2 separate regions of the Homo sapiens genome follow, and region 1 is linked to region 2. A link is an interaction called in ENCODE POLR2A ChIA-PET data of the cell type or tissue named here. Cell type or tissue: B cell. All regions are shown on one strand. Each heading gives the region's core, and the rest is flanking DNA. Links, peaks and the distances in the headings are about the cores only. Region 1 overlaps MAST2 (microtubule associated serine/threonine kinase 2). Region 2 has its middle 15 kb from the start of MAST2.

Region 1 (7,929 bases), core at 1,195-6,194, 120 kb after region 2:
TTCTTCTGCATATGGCTAGCCAATTTTCCCAGCACCATTCATTGAATGGAGTGTCCTTTCCCCATTGATTATTGTGGTCAACTTTGTTGAAGATCACTTTACTGTAGGTGTATGGATTGACTTCTGGGTTCTCTGTTTTATTTCATTGAGCTGTGTGTCTGTTTTTGTACCAGTACCATGATGTTTTGGTGACTATAGCCTTGTAGTATAATTTGAAGTCGAGTAGTGTGATGCTTCCAGCTTTGTTATTTTTGCTTACGATTGCTTTTACTATGTGGGCTCTTCTTTGGTTCCATATGAATTTTGGAATGGTTTTTTCTGATTCTGTGAAAAACGACATTGGTAATTTGATTAAAATTGCTTTGGGCAGTGTAGTCATTTTCACGATATTGATTCTTCCTATCCATGATCATAGGATGTTTTTCCATTTGTTTGTGTTGTCTGTGATTTCTTTCATCAGTGTTCTTTAGCTCTCCTTGTAGAGGTCTTTCATCTTCTTGGTTAAATGTATTCCTAAGTATTTTATTTTGGTTGTGGCAATTGTAAATGGGATTGAGTTCTTGATTTGATTCTGAGCTTGAATGTTGGTATATAGAAATGCAACTGATTTGTGCATTAATTTTATATCCTGAAACTTTACTAAAATTGTTTATTGGGTCTAGGAATCATTTGGAGTAATGTTTAGGGTTTTCTAGGTATAGGATTATGTTGTTAGTGAACTGATATAATTTGACTAACTCTGTTCCTATTTGGATGCTTTTTATTTTTTTCTCTTGCCTAATTGCTCTGGCTACCACTTCCAGTACTATGTGGAATAGGAGTAGTGGGAGTGGACATCCTCGTGTTGTTCCATTTCTTAGAGGGAATGTTTTCAGTTTTTGCCCATTCAGTATGATGCTATTGGCTGTGAGTTTATCATATATGGTTGTTACTATTTTGAGGTGTCTTCCTTCAATGCCTAATTCGTTGAAGGTTTTTAATCATGAAGTGATGTTGGATTTTATCAGATGCTTTTTCTGTGTCTGTTGACATGATCATATGGTTTTTGTTTTTTATTCTGTTTATGTGGTGAATCACATTTATTGATTTGTGTACGCTGAACCATCCTTGTGTCCCAGGCATAAAACCATTTGATCATGATCCAGTTATCATCTTGATGTGCTGCTGGATTCAGTTTACTAGTATTTTGTTGAGGATTTTTACATTCATGTTCATCAGGGATATTGGCCTGTAGTTTTTTTGTTGTGTCCTTCTCAGATTTTGGTATCAGGATGATACTGATTTAGTAGAACGAGCTAGGGAAGAATCCCTCATACTCAATTTTTTTTTTTAATAGTTTCAGTAAGAGGTACAGTTCTTCTTTGTACATCTGGTAGAACTTGGCTGTGAATCCTTCTGGTCCTGGGCTTTTTTTTTTGGTTCGTAGATTTTTAAATTACTGATTCAGTTTTATAGCTCATTATTGGTCTGTTCAGGATTTCCATTTCTTCCTGGTTCATTCTTAAGAGTTTGTGTGTTTTGAGGAATTTATTCATGTCTTCTAGGTTTCTCTGGTTTATGCTCATAGAGATGTTATAGTAGTCTCTGAGGAGCTTTTGTGTTTCTGTGATATCAGTTGTAATGCCACTTTTGTCATTTCTGATTGTGCTTATTTAAATCTTCTCTTTTCTTGGTTAATCTACCTAGCAGTTTAACAGTTTTGTTTATCCTTTGAAATAACCCACTTTTTGTTTTGTTGCTCCTTTATGTCATATTTTTGGTCTCAATATCATTTAGTTCTGCCCTGATCTTTATTTCTTTTCTTCAGCTAGATTTGGGTTTGGCTTGTTTTTGCTTTTCTAGTTTCTTTAGCTATGATGTTAGGTTGTTAATTGAGATCTTTCTTTTTGATGTTAAGCATTTAGCACTATAAATTTTTGTCTTTTTTTTTTTTTTTTTTTTTGGAGACAGAGTCTCACTCTGTCGCCCAGGCTGGATGCAGTGGCGTGATCTCGGCTTACTGCAACCTCTGCCTCCCAGGCTCAAGCAATTCTTCTGCCTCAGCCTCTTGAGTAGCTGGGATTACAGACACTTACCACCATGCCTGGCTAATTTTTGTATTTTTAGTAGAGACAGGGTTTCACCATGTTGCCCAGGCTGGTCTCAAACTCCTGAGCTCAGGCAATCCTCCCGCCTTGGCCTCCCAAAGTGCTGGGATTACAGGCATGAGCCACTGTGCCTGGCCTAAACTTAACTTAGCAGTCTAAACACTGCTTTTGTTGTATTCTAGAGGTTTTGGTATGTTGTGTCTCTATTTTCATTTATTTCAAAACATTTTTTGATTTCTGCCTTAATCTCATTGTTTACTGTAAAGTCATTCGGGAGCAAATTGTTTAGTTTCCATGTACTTGTGTGGTTTTGAGAGTTCCTCTTGATGTTGATTTCTAATTTTATTCCATGAGGTCTGAGAAGATGGTTGATATGATTTTTATTTTTGAAAAATTTATTGAGACTAGCTTTATGACCGAACATGTGGTCAATTTTAGAGAATGTTCTGTGTGCACATGAGAATGAGTTTAGAAGTGGATTCTTCCTGAATCGGGTCTCCATATGAAAACATAGCCCAGGTGACACCTTGCTTGCAGCTTTAAGAGACCCTAAGCAAGGACCCAGCTAAGCTGTGCTTGAATTCCTGAATCAGAAACTGTGAGATAGTAAATGTGTATTGTTTTAGGTGGCTAAGTTTTTGCTAATTTGTTATGCAATAGAAAACTAATACATCATGAAAGTCCACTTTTCCTATGTTCTTGCTTGCTTATTTGCTTATTTATTTGTTTAGACACAGGGTCTCAGTTGGCTAAGCTGGAATGCAGTAGCAGTATCATAGCTCATTGCAATCTTAAACTCCTGGTCTCAAGTGATCCTCCCACCTCAGCCTCCCTAGTAGCTGGGACTATAGGTGTGTGCCACTGCACCCAGCTAATTTTTAATTTTTTTTTTTTTTTGAGACGAAGGCTTACTCTTGTCCCCCAGGCTGGAGTGTGATGGCGTGATCTCAGCTCACTGCCAACCTCTGCCTCCCAGATTCAAGCGATTCTCCTGCCTCAGCCCCCTGAGTAGCTGGGATTACAGGCGCCTGCCACCATGCCCGGTTAATTTTTATATTTTTAGTAGAGGTGTGGTTTTACCATGTTGGCCAGGCTGATCTAGAACTCCTGACTTCAGGCGATCCACCTGCCTTGGCCTCCCAATGTGCTGAGATTACAGGCATGAGCCACCGTGTCCGGCCTTAAATTTTTTTTAGGCAGGGTCTGGCTATGTTGCCTAGGCTGGGGTGCATTCGCGCAATCACAGCTCACTGCAGCCTTGAACTGGGCTCAAGCAGTACTCCTACCTTAGCCCCCCCAAGTAGCTGGGACTATAGACACATGCCACCATACCCAGCTAATTTTTGTATTTTTTGTAAAGATGGGATTTTGCCATATTGCCCAAGCTGGTCTCAAACTCCTGAGTTCAAGTGATCCACCCTGCTTGGCCTCCCAGAGTGCTAGGATTACAGGCACGAGCCACCGCACCCAACCCAGACTGTCATTTTCTTGCTTTTAGTTTTTGTGTATTTTATTGCAATGCCACTTTTTTTGAGAGAGAGGCCTTGCTCTGTTGCCCAGGCTGGAGTGTAGTGGTGTGATCATGGCTCACTGCAACCTCAGCCTCCCGGGTTCAAGTGAGTCCCCCACCTCAGACTCTCAAGTAGCTGGGACCACAGGGACATGCCATCATGCCTGGCTAATTTTTTTTAACTTTATTATAAATAGGTGATCTCCCTATGTTGCTCATCTTGGTCTCATACTCCTGAGCTCAAGTGATCCTCCTGCCTTGGCCTCCCAAAGTTCTGGGATTGTAGGCATGAGCCAGCGCACCTGGTCACAAAGTTACTTTTGTTGTAGTATCTGGTACATGAAAACCCTTTTGACTAAAATATGTTTAATCTTTTTTTTTTTTTTTTTTTTGAGGCAGAGTCTTGCTGTGTCACTCAGGCTGGAATGCAGTGGCACCATCTCAGCTCACTGCAACCTCCACCTCCCAGGTTCAAGTGTTCAAGTGATTCCTCTGCCTCAGTATCCCAAGTAGCTGGGAGTACAGGCATGCGCCACCGCATCTGGCTAATTTTTTTGTATTTTTAGTAGAGACTGGATTTCACCATGTTTGTCAGGCTGGTCTCGAACTCCTGACTTCAAGTGATCTGCCCGTCTTGGCCTCCCAAAGTGCTGGGATTATAGGCATGTTTAATCTTTTAAAAAATGAAAGAGCCGGCTGTGCGCGGTGGCTCACGCCTATAATCTCAGCACTTTTGGAGGCCAAGGCGCGGATCACGAGCTCAGGAGTTTGAGACCATCCTGGCTAACACAGTGAAACCCCGTCTCTACTAAAAACACAAAAAATTAGCTGGGCATGGTGGCGGGCACCTGCAGTCCCAGCTACTTGGGAGGCTGAGGCAGGAGAATGGCGTGAACCCAGGAGGCGGAGCTTGCAGTGAGCTGAGATCGCGCCACTGCACTGCAGCCTGGGAGACAGAGCAAGACTCTGTCTCAAAAAAAAAAAAATGCCAAACTTAGATTTAGGATACTACCCCTAACCCCCATCAAATGGTAACTGGTAAGTGTATGTTTAAGTTTCTAAAAAATTGCCACATAATTTTCCAAAATGTTTATACTGTTGTACTTTCCTACTAGGGATGTCGAGGGTTCCAGTTGGCCCACGTCCACATCAAAACTTGTTATGATCAGATTTGAGCCATTTTATTGAGTGTATACTGGTATATCATTGTGGTTTTGACTTACATTTCCCAGATGAATAATGATGGTGAATATGTTTTTCCTGTCCTTATTTGCCATTTGTGAATCTTTTGTGAAATGTGTTCAGATATTTTGCTTATTTTGAAAAAAAGAATAAAAAATTACTGAGTTGTACAAGTTATTTATATATTTCAGATGCAGATATTTTGTCAGATATATATAGTCATGCAATACCATGCAATGTTTTGGTCAACAACAGACTGCATAGACACTGGTGATCCCATAAGATTATAAAGGAGCTGAAAGTGACATCTTGATGATCCTGACCCTGTGTACACTTAGGCTAAAGTGTATGTTTGTGTCTTCATTTTTGGCAAAAACATTTAAAAAGAAATAATAAATTTAAAATTTAAAAATAAAAAACAGCCTATAGCCTGCAGATGTAGAGAACAAAAATATTTTTGTGGAGCAGTACAATATGTGTTTTAAGGGTAAAGTTAAAACTTAAAGAATTTAAGGTGAAAATGTTACAGTAAGCTAAGATTAATTTATTGTTAAAAAAATAATGTAGCCTAAGTGTACAATGTTTATATGTTATTATTATATAATGTTGTATATATTATTGTTATTATATAATTATATTATATGTTATTTTATATGATACAATTATATAATATATAATTATATAAGTTTGTAACATATAATAATTATATTATATGTTTATATAATGTTATTATGCAATATTAAATAGTGTAGCCCAAGCATACAATGTTTCTATAAAGTCTACAGTAGTAGACAGTAATGTGCTAGATCTTTACATTTACTCACCACTCACTCAGTCACCCAGAGCAAGTTCTAGTCATGCAAACCCCACTCATGGTAAGTGCCCTATACAAGTGTACCATTTCTATCTTTTACATGTATTTTTACTGTACCTTTTTTATGTTTAAATGCACAAATACTTACCATTGTGTTACAGTTGCTTACAGTATTCAATGCAGTAACATGCTATACAGGTTTGCGGCCTGGAAGCAGTCTATAGGCTATACAATACCATATAGCCTATGTGTGTGGTAGGCTATACCATCTAGGTTTATGCAGGTATACTCCATGATGTTCACATAATGATGAAATCGCCTAACAATGCATTTCTCAGAAGGTATCTCTGTTGTTAAGTGATGCATCACTATATATATTGTGACTTATTTTTCTCCAGCTTGTCTTTTCCTTTTTGGAAGGATGTCTTTCAGAGAGCAGAAGGTCTTAATTTTGATGTTCTTTGTGAGTTTTTATAGTTAGTACTCACTCATTCTGTCCAAGAAATCTGTGCCCATCCCAAGATCATGAAGATTTTCTCCAATGTTTTCTTCTAGAAGTTTGTAATTTTAGCTTTTATGTTTGAATCTTAACTCCTTTTGAATTAATTTCTTTAAAGTCTTAAAAATTATGGCAAGGTATATATAACAAAATTTGCCATTTTAACTTTTTTTTTTTTTTTTGAGAGAGTCTCGCTCTTATCACCCAGGCTGTGCAGTGGCGTGATCTCAGCTCACTGCAGCCTCTGCCTCCCAAATTCAAGCAATTCTTGTGCCTCAACTTCTGGCATTTTAACCATTTTTAAGTATACAATGTAATGACATTAACTATATTCACAATGTCATGCAACTGTTGTCACCATCTATTTCTAAAACTTTTCCATGGTCCCAGGTAGAAACTCTGTGCCCATTAAGCAGTAACACCCTTCTTCCCTTACCCCAGGCCTTGGCAGTCTCTGTTCTACTTTCTTTTTCTATGCATTTGCCTCTTCTAAATACTTCATATCAGTGGAATCATATAGTATTGTTCATTTGTGTCTGGCTTATGTCACTTAGCATAATGCACATCTATATTAAAGTCAGTTTTGGTAAGTTATTTTTTGAACTTTTTGTCTATTTTAAATAAGTTATAGAATGTATTGGCATAAATTGTTCCTGCTATTCTCTTATTATTCTTTTGCTGTCTTTAGATTTGTTGTGATAACTCATCTTTTATTTCTGATATTGATGATTTATGTTTTCTCTCCTTTTCTTCTTGATGTCTATTACTGTGGTTTTATTAATTTTATTAATATTGTCAAAGAACCAATTTTTGGTTTTGTTAATTTTTTTATTTTCTGTTCCTAATTTCTGCTTTCTTTTCTTTATTATATTTTGAATTTAATTTACTTTTAAGTTTTTTTAAATTGTTTTTTATTATACTTTAAGTTCTGGGATACATGTGCAGAACGTACAGGTTTGTTACATAGGTATACACATGCCATGGTGGTTTGCTGCACCCATCAACCCATAATCTACATTAGGTATTTCTCCCAATGCTATCCCTCCCTGGACTTTTTAAAGTTTTTAATGCAGAGGTATGGATTAGTGATTTCAGGTCTTCCTTTTTTGATATAAGCATTTAAAGCTATATATGTGCCTCTAAGCACTCCTTTAACTGTATTCCATAATTTGGTGTGTGTGTCTTTATTATAGTGTAATTCAAAATATTTTCTAATTTTCTTTGTCATTTCATCTTTGACCAATAGATTATTTAGAAATATGTGGTTTCGTTTCCAAATATTGGAAGATTTTATATTTTATTGTAGTTGATTTCTAATTTAATTCTGTTGTGGTTAGACAGCATAATTTATGGAATTTCAATATTTTGAAATTTCTTGAGACTTTTTTTATGGCCTAGCATGTGGTCTTTCTTGGTGAACATGCAATGTCTGCTTGATTAGCTTACCTGAACTCTAGCCCATGCCTCCTCAGCTTAGTGGAACTACTGTGCTCTGCTTGAACTCTAGCTGTCTGCCCTTGTAAGAAAATTGCTCCCAGGCAGCTGAGGAGGGAGCAGCCTGACTTTTGAGTTTCCCTTCTTTCTGGGTTTTCTTTCTTGCATTACATGTGTCCCAGTGCCTGAAAACTATTACATTGTATATTTTGTCTATTCTTATGGTAATTTGTAGTAGAATGGCTAGTTCTCTTTCGGTAATGTCATAGTTACAGGTGGAAGTTTGCCAATCTTTAGGTCCCTGCCTAAAATCGAAACTTTTTTTCTTTAGTTCTCACTGAAGACAAAGCGTGTACTTTTTACATCAAATGTAAAGCTATAAAATTCTCATTTATTTCTACTT
Region 2 (7,929 bases), core at 1,088-6,087:
GGATTACAGGTGTGAGCCACCGCACCCGGCCAACTATTAGTTTGTAAATTATTTTTACTCTTTTAAGCAATGCTGTGAAAAACATCTTTAATACATAGGGCTTTTTTTCCACAGTTTGGATTATTTGCTTAGGATCTTTTTTCAGTGGTGAAATCATGGGAGTGGAACATCTCTATGGTTCATGAATAACTCTGGCCACAATACTTACTCTAAAGGCTGTGCCTATTGCCTTTGTCATCTGAAACACAGCTGAGCACCCAGGTCTAGCACATTGCCTCAGTAGCCAGCCCACTTGCTAATCTAATAAGCTTTTTAGAATGACTTACCTCCTTGTTTTGATTTACATTTCTTTGATCACTAGTAAGTTAGAACATTTTTCATGTTTGTTAACCCCTTTAATTTTTTTTTTTTTTTTTTTTGAGACAGAGTCTTGCTCTGTTGCCCACACTGTAGGGCAGTGGTGTGATCTTGGCTCACTGCAACCTCCACCTCCCAGGTTCAAGTGGTTCTGGTGCCTCAGCCTCCCAAGCAGCTGGGACTACAGGTGCGTGCCACCACGCCTGGCTAATTTTTTGCATTTTTAGTAGGGACTGGGTTTTGCCGTGCTGGCCAGACTGGTCTTGAACTCCTGGACTTAAGTGATCTGCCCACCTCAGCCTCCCAAAGTGCTGGGATTACAGGTGTGAGCCACCGTGCCCAGCGACTTCTTTAATTTCATCCTTTGTGAACTACCTATTCCCTGCTTTCTGCTCCTTCATTCATTGGAAGCTTTGTGATTTTTTTTTTTTTTTTTGAGACGGAGTTTTGCACTGTCACCCAGGCTGGAGTGCAGTGTCGCAATCTTGGCTCACTGCAACCTCTGCCTCCCGGGTTCAGGCGATTCTCCTGCCTCAGCCTCCCGAGTAGCTGGGACTACAGGGGCGCACACCACCACACCCGGCTAATTTTTTTTGTATTTTTAGTAGAGACGGGGTTTCACTATGTTGGCCAGGATGGTCTCAAACTCCTGACCTCGTCATCTGCCTGCCTCAGCCTCCCAAAGTGCTGGGATTACAGGCATGAGCTACTACGCCCAGCAGCTTTGTGATTTTCATATTGACATGTGGAATCTTTAGGAACTAAGGTTAGAATCTGGTGTTAAAATCTGTGTGAAGTATGTAAAGAGAAGAACTGACAGCCAAAGTTACTGTTAATAATAATTCATTTTGATTCAATCAGTAATTCTTTTTTTTTCACAAGAAACAAAACCCTTGAAGTTGTTCTTAACTTTTCCTTCTTTTTCACTGCCCTCCCCCGAAACCAATCAGTCAACTATTGATTTCTCCCTAATTATTTTTTGAATCTGTCTTCTAACTCTGCTACCACCACCCTCGTTCAGGTTTTGTAGTAAGTATCTGTGGTTTTGTCTGTCAGGAGTCTTCCTTCCGGTGGGCACTGCCTCTCCTCCCATTCTATTCATGTGGTTCCTACTGGAGATTGCATGCCCATATTTGACCTACCCTATCTGTCTATGGTTGATAGGTCTGCAGGCAGTCATGTGGCCCGAAGTGGGACAGTGAGTTTCTTCTTACTTTTTAATATTTAGGACCAAGAGAGTGTGGTTAATCTCTCTTCAATGACTGTAGATATACAGTGTAAAACATAGAAGCTGTTGTTGGCCATGGCCATATTTTCTTTCTTTCTTTTTTTTTTTTTTTTTTGAGACGGAGTCTTGCTCTGTCACTCAGGCTGGAGTGCAGTGGCACGATCTTGGCTCACTGAAACCTCTGCCTCCTGGGTTCAAGCGACTCTCCCACCTCAGTCTCCTGAGTAGCTGGGACTATAGGCACGTGCCACCACACCTGGCTAATTTTTGTATTTTTAGTAGAGACAGGGTTTCACCATGTTAGCCAGACTGGTCTCAAACTCCTGACCTCGTGATCCGCCCGCCTCAGCCTCCCAAAGTGCTGGGATTACAGGCATGAACCACCTCGCCCAGCCAGCCATGGCCGTATTTTCTGCCATGTGGATCAAGGAGTAAAGAAAGCCAGATGAGTGCAAGAAAAGAAAATGAATCCAATATGCAAAAGACAGTAATGGGATTCAGTTTGAATAATCTGAGTTACTTTAGGATTTTTCCAACAAATTCTCTGTATCAGTTAGGGATGTGTTTGGCTGCAAGTAATTAACACGGCTTATCCATATAGGAGTTAATTTTCTTCCCATCAATAGATGGGGTGGGCACAGTGGCTCATGTATGTAATCCCAGCACTTTGGGAGGCCAAGGCCAGTGGATCACTTGAGGTCAGGAGTCTGAGACCAGCCTGGCCAACATGGCGAAACCCCATCTCTACTAAAATACAAAAATTAGTCCGGCATGGTGGTGGGCACCTGTAATCCTAGCTATTAGGGAGGCTGAGGAAGGAGAATTGCTTGAACCTAGGAGACAGAGGTTGTAGTGAGCCGTGATCACACCACTCACCACTGTATTGAATCCTGGGTGACAGAGTGAGACTCCGTCTCAAAAAAAAAAAAATGCTTAGAGGTAGGCATTCCAGGGTTAGAGCAGTTGCTCCAGGTTACAGGATGTCATAAAAGACCCAGGCTTCTATGTTTGCCTGCTCCACTATTCTCAGTGTGAGGCAAGATAGTGACTGTACATCCCAAATGGAGTCTGCTTTCTTAGCAAGAAGAGAGGGAAAAGATGAGGGACAAAGGGCTGAAAGAACAAGCATACCAGGCATGTACCTCTGCAAGCCTAACTTTGAAAATTCCTTTATTCTTCCAGTGGCCAGAACTGGGTCATATGGTCTCCCCTAAGTGCAGATTATCCCAACCTGCACTCTGGAAAGGTAAATATTTTAGCTACTACATATACTGCTGACCCATACTAAATTGGGCTTTTCTTAGTATGCAAGACAAGGAATGGATATTGGAGAGACAACTTGCAGGTTGTTCCATGTTCACTTTTGCTTGTCTGGTTAGGTTAGGTTTTGATCACTTGCAATCAAAAAGTTTTGACTAATACAGTCCTCCTCATCTCCCTTCTGGATTACTGCATTGGGTTCCCCACTAGCCTCTCTACCACCAATTTCCACCTTGCTTGGAATGATTATACAAGCACAACCAGCCTTCTCAAAGCATGTCTCTGAGCCTGGCTACTCCATTACCTAATATGGAGGTCAGCAAATGTTTTCTGTAAATGGCCAGACAGTAAATCTTTTAGGCTTCTATTTTTCTTTATTTCTTTTTTCTTTGTACTTTTTTAGAGACAGGTCTCACTCTGTCAACCAGGCTGAAGTGTGCAGTGGCACGATCATGGCTCACTGCAGCCTTGAACTCCTGGGCTCAAGTGATTCTCCCACCAGCTTCTTGAGTAGCTAGGACTACAGGTGTAAGCCATCATGCCTGGCTATTTTTTTTTTTTTTTTTTTGTAGAGACAGGGTCTCACTATGCTGCCCAGGCTGGTCTTGAACTCCTGACCACAAGTGATCCACCTGCCTCAGCCTCCCAAAGTGTTGGGATTACAGGCATGAGCCATGGCACCCGGCCTCTCCTTGTCTTTTGATGGTTGATTGAATGGCATTAATTCCCATGGTCCATATACACTACTTAGATTAATTACATCTGGGTCCAGTCAGAGAAACAGAAATGGAGTCTATGCCACGTTGTTAAATAGAAGGAATTTTATACAGGAGGGTAGTTACAAATGGGTTGGAAGTGAAATAGGGAATGGGGAAGCAATTCAGAAATTAGCAACAGCAGGAAGCCTCTACCACCCCGAGGGCTGGAGAATCAGCGGAGGAGGTAGTGGTTACAGAACCCATGAGCTGGGACCACTCAATGGGAACTGAAACCACTAAGGGAAGGACCACCCCGTGGAAGCAAGATAAGGAGGAAGAGACTCTGGTGAGATCAGAAAGACACAGTCAATGTTGAAGATGCTGGCTGAAGCAGAAATCCTCCAATATCCCTCCCATTAACCAAAAGTAACCAGGTGAAAGAACTTTAGAAATATAACTTGCGGGCCTGACGCAGTGGCTCATGCCTGTAATCCCAGCACTTTGGGAGGCCGAGGTGGGTGGATTGCCTGAAGTCAGGAAATCAAGACCAGCCTGACCAACATGGTGGAACCCCATCTCTACTAAAAATACAAAAATTAGCTGGACGTGGTGGCAGGCGCCTGCAGTCCCAGCTACTCGGGAAGCTGAGGCAGGACAATCACTTGAACCTGGGAGGAGGAGGTTACAGTGAGCCAAGATGGTGCCATTGCACTCCAGCCTGGGCAACAGAGCGAGACACTGTCAAAAAAAAAAAAAAAAAAAAAAGCAAGCAAGCAAGCAAGCCAGCCAGCCAGCCAGCCAGCCGGGCACAGTGGCCTATAATTCCAGCACTTTGGGAGGCCAAGGTGGGTGGATCACCTGAAGTCAGGAGATCAAGACCAGCCTGACCAACATAGTGAAACCCCCTCTCTACTAAAGATACAAATTAGCTGGGCATGGTGGTACATGCCTGTAATCCCAGCTACGTGGGAGGCTGAGGCAGGAGAATCGCTTGAACCTGGGAGGCAGAGGTTGCAGTGAGCGAAGATCACACCATTGGACTCCAGCCTAGGCAATAAGAGCAAATCTCTGTATCAAAAAAACAAAACAAAAACAAAAACAAAAAGAAAGACATATAACTTGTGGCCGGGCATAGTGGCTCATGCCTGTAATCCCAGAACTTTGGGAGGCCAAGGCAGGAGGATCACGAGGTCAGGAGTTTGAGACCAGCCTGACCGACATGGTGAAAACTCGTCTCTACTAAAAATAAAAAAATTAGCCAGAAGTAGTGGCGCACAGCTGTAATCCCAGCTACTCAGGAGGCTGAGGCAAGAGAATCGCTTAAACCTGGGAGGTGGAGGGTACAGTGAGCCGAGATTGTGTCACTGCACTCCAGCCTGGGTGACAGAGTGAGACTCTGTATCCAAAAAAAAAAAAGAAAGAAAAAAGAAACATAACTTGCACCAGCTAGTCCTCTGCAGTGTACAGCAGTGTAGAGGAAGGACAAGAAATGGATGGAGACAAGCATAATTAATAATGGCTGACGTTTTCAAAGATGTTCCCAAGTCTATCAGGATTTTTAAAAATCTAACCTCAAAATTATAAAATTTTAAAAACAGAAATAGAAATGTCAGGACCATGTGGGTTTTCTTATCTTATTATCCATTGATTGCTAAAATAGAAGCAGCATTTTAATTTGTTTCATTTTTAAACCATGGTTTTATGTTTTTCTGGAAATTCCTTTTTAAAAATTATTTTATTGTTTTTTAGAGACAGAGTCTAACTCTGTTTCCCAGGCTCGAGTGCAGTGACATGATCATAAATCACTGCAGCCTCAAACTCCTGGGGTTAAGGGATTCTCCTGCTTCAACCTCCCAAGTAGCTAGGACTACAGGTATGTGCCACCATGCCTGGCTAATTTTTAAATTTTTTGTAGAGACAGGATCTCGCTGTGTTGCCCAGGCTGGTCTATGAACTCCTGGCCTCAATTGCTCCTCCTGCCTAGGCCTCCCAAAGTGCTGGGATTATAGGCATGAGCCACTGTGCTAGCTAGGTAATTCTAATAGCCATTCTTTTAATCTTGTTAGAAGCTACTGTCTTTGTTGCCATATCAATAAAATCTTTCATCTTCATAAACATACTATCATTTAATTGGCATTTGTTCCATTTTAACTATTTAAAACATTAAAAAGGGTTTTTTGCTTTTATTATTTTTCACTGACACAATAATTATATATATTTACTGGGTACAGCGTGATATTTCTTTTTTTTCTTTTTTTTTTTTTTTTTGAGAGAGAGTCTCGCTCTTTTGCCCAGGCTGGAGTGCAGTGGCACTATCTTAGCTCACTGCAAGCTCCGCCTCCCGGGTTCAAGCCATTTTCCTGCCTCAGCCTCCCGAGTAGCTGAGATTACAGGTAACTTTTTCATGTTTTCACAGATGATAGGATTTTGTTCTTTTACCGATGAATAGTATCCCATTGTGTGTGTGAGGGAAATTAAGTGTATGTGTATATATATGCGTGCGTGCGTATATATATTCCATTGTGGGGGTGTGTGTGCGTATATATATATATAGTATTCCATTGTGTGTATATATATATTCCATTGTGTGTGTGCGTATGTGTGTATATAGATATAGTGTTCCATTGTGTGTGTGTCTATATATATTCCATTGTGTGTGTATATATATATATTCCATTGTATGTATTATATATGTGTGTATGTATGTATGTACATACACACATATGTGTATATATATGTGCATATGTGTATATACACACACACAATGGAGTATATACACACACACAATGGAGTATATATATATATATATATATACACATAAAGAAAATGTGATATCTATCTATATATATCTGTATATAACCTATAGATATACATAGGCTGTTGTGAATAGTGTTGCAAAAAACATGGGAGTGCAGATAACATAATTTCCTTTGGATATATGCTCAGTAGTGCAATTGCTGGCTCATCAGACAGCTCTGTTTTTCTTTTTTCTTTTCTTTTTTTTTTTTTTTTTTTGAGACGGAGTCTCACTCTGTCGCCAGGTTGGAGTGCAGTGGCGCAATCTTGGCTCACTGCAACCTCTGCCTCCCGAGTTCAAGCTATTCTCCTGCCTCAGCCTCCCAAGTAGCTGGGATTACAGGTACATGCCATCATGCCCAGCTAATTTTTTGTATTTTTAGTAGAGACGGGGTTTCACCATGTTAGCCAGGATGGTCTCAATCTCCTGACCTCGTGATCCGCCCACCTCAGCCTCCCAAAGTGCTGGGATTACAGGCGTGAGCAACTGTGCCCCGCTTTGTTTTTCATTTTTTGAGGAACCTCTATACTGTTTTCCATAATGGCTGTACTAATTTACATTCCCTCCAGCAATATGTAGAGTTCCCGTTTCTCCACATCTTCTCCAGAATTTGTTATTTTTTTGTCTTTCTGATAGTAGCCATTCTAACTGGAGTGAGATGTTATCTCATTGTGGTTTTGATTTGAATTTCCCTGGTGATTAGTGATGTTGAGCGTTCTTTTATATACCTGCTGGCCATTTGTATGTCTCATTTGAGAGATGTCTATTCAACTCATTTGCCCATTTAAAAAAATTGGATTCTTTGGGTGTTTTTGCTGTTGAATTGTTTGAGTTCCTTGTATATTCGTGGTATTAATCCTTTGCCAGATTAATATTTTGAAAATATTTTCTCCCATTCTACTGGTTGTCTCTTCACTCTGTTGATAGTTTCCTTTGCTGTGGAGAAGATTTTAGTTTGATATAGTAATAATCCCTTTTGTCTATTTTTGCTTCTTTTTTTTTGAGACAAAGTTTTGCTCTTATTGCCCAGGCTGGAGTGCAATGGCATGACCTCAGCTCACTGCAACCTCTGCCTCCCGGGTTCAAGCAATTCTCCTGCCTCAGCCTCCTGAGTAGCTGGGATTCCAGGTGCCCACCAACATGCCTGAATAATTTTTTGTATTTTTAGTAGAGATGGGGTTTCACCATTTTGGCCAGGCTTGTCTCAAACTCCTGACCTCAGGTAATCCACCTGCCTCGGCCTCCCAAAGTGCTGGGATTCCAGGCATGAGCCACTGGGCCCAGCTATTTTTGAGTTTGTTGCTTGTGCTTGTGAGGTATTATCTATAAAATCTTTGCCCAGTCCCATGTTTTGGAGTGTTTCTTTTATACTTTCTTTTAGTAGTTTCATAGTTTCAGGTCTTACATTTAAGTCTTTAGTCCATTTTGAGTTGATTTTTGTATATTGTGAGAGATAAAGGTCTGGTTTCATTCTACAGCATACAGATATCCAGTTTTCCTAGTACATTTATTGAAGAGACTTTACTTCCTCCAATGAATGTTCTTGGTGCCTTAGTCAAAAATCAGTTGGCTGTAAATACATGGATTTA

Evidence for each region. ChIA-PET counts read pairs that join two places held together with the same protein. Peaks named below come from ENCODE experiments on the same cell type or tissue, not always from the same donor. Only the 100,000 strongest peaks of a DNase experiment are listed, where the experiment ranks them.
Region 1: POLR2A ChIA-PET joins it to region 2 with 6 read pairs; 5 of 35 experiments call an interaction of 5 or more read pairs at or near these places.

Annotation. Positions count from the first base shown.
Region 1 is chr1:45,901,206-45,909,134 of GRCh38, forward strand. The region is part of intron 4 of MAST2 (microtubule associated serine/threonine kinase 2); the gene reads left to right. It overlaps LOC105378694 (a long non-coding RNA gene), which reads right to left. Exons shown (of 5, transcript XR_001738038.2): 1 at 5,742-7,929. Among named protein-coding and RNA genes, the nearest start is that of MAST2, 100 kb to the left of the region's middle. In B cell, for the core only: no CTCF peak of the experiment used is centred there; no DNase peak of the experiment used is centred there.
Region 2 is chr1:45,784,302-45,792,230 of GRCh38, forward strand. No RefSeq gene overlaps it. Among named protein-coding and RNA genes, the nearest start is that of MAST2, 15 kb to the right of the region's middle. In B cell, for the core only: no CTCF peak of the experiment used is centred there; a DNase peak (open chromatin) is centred at 3,830.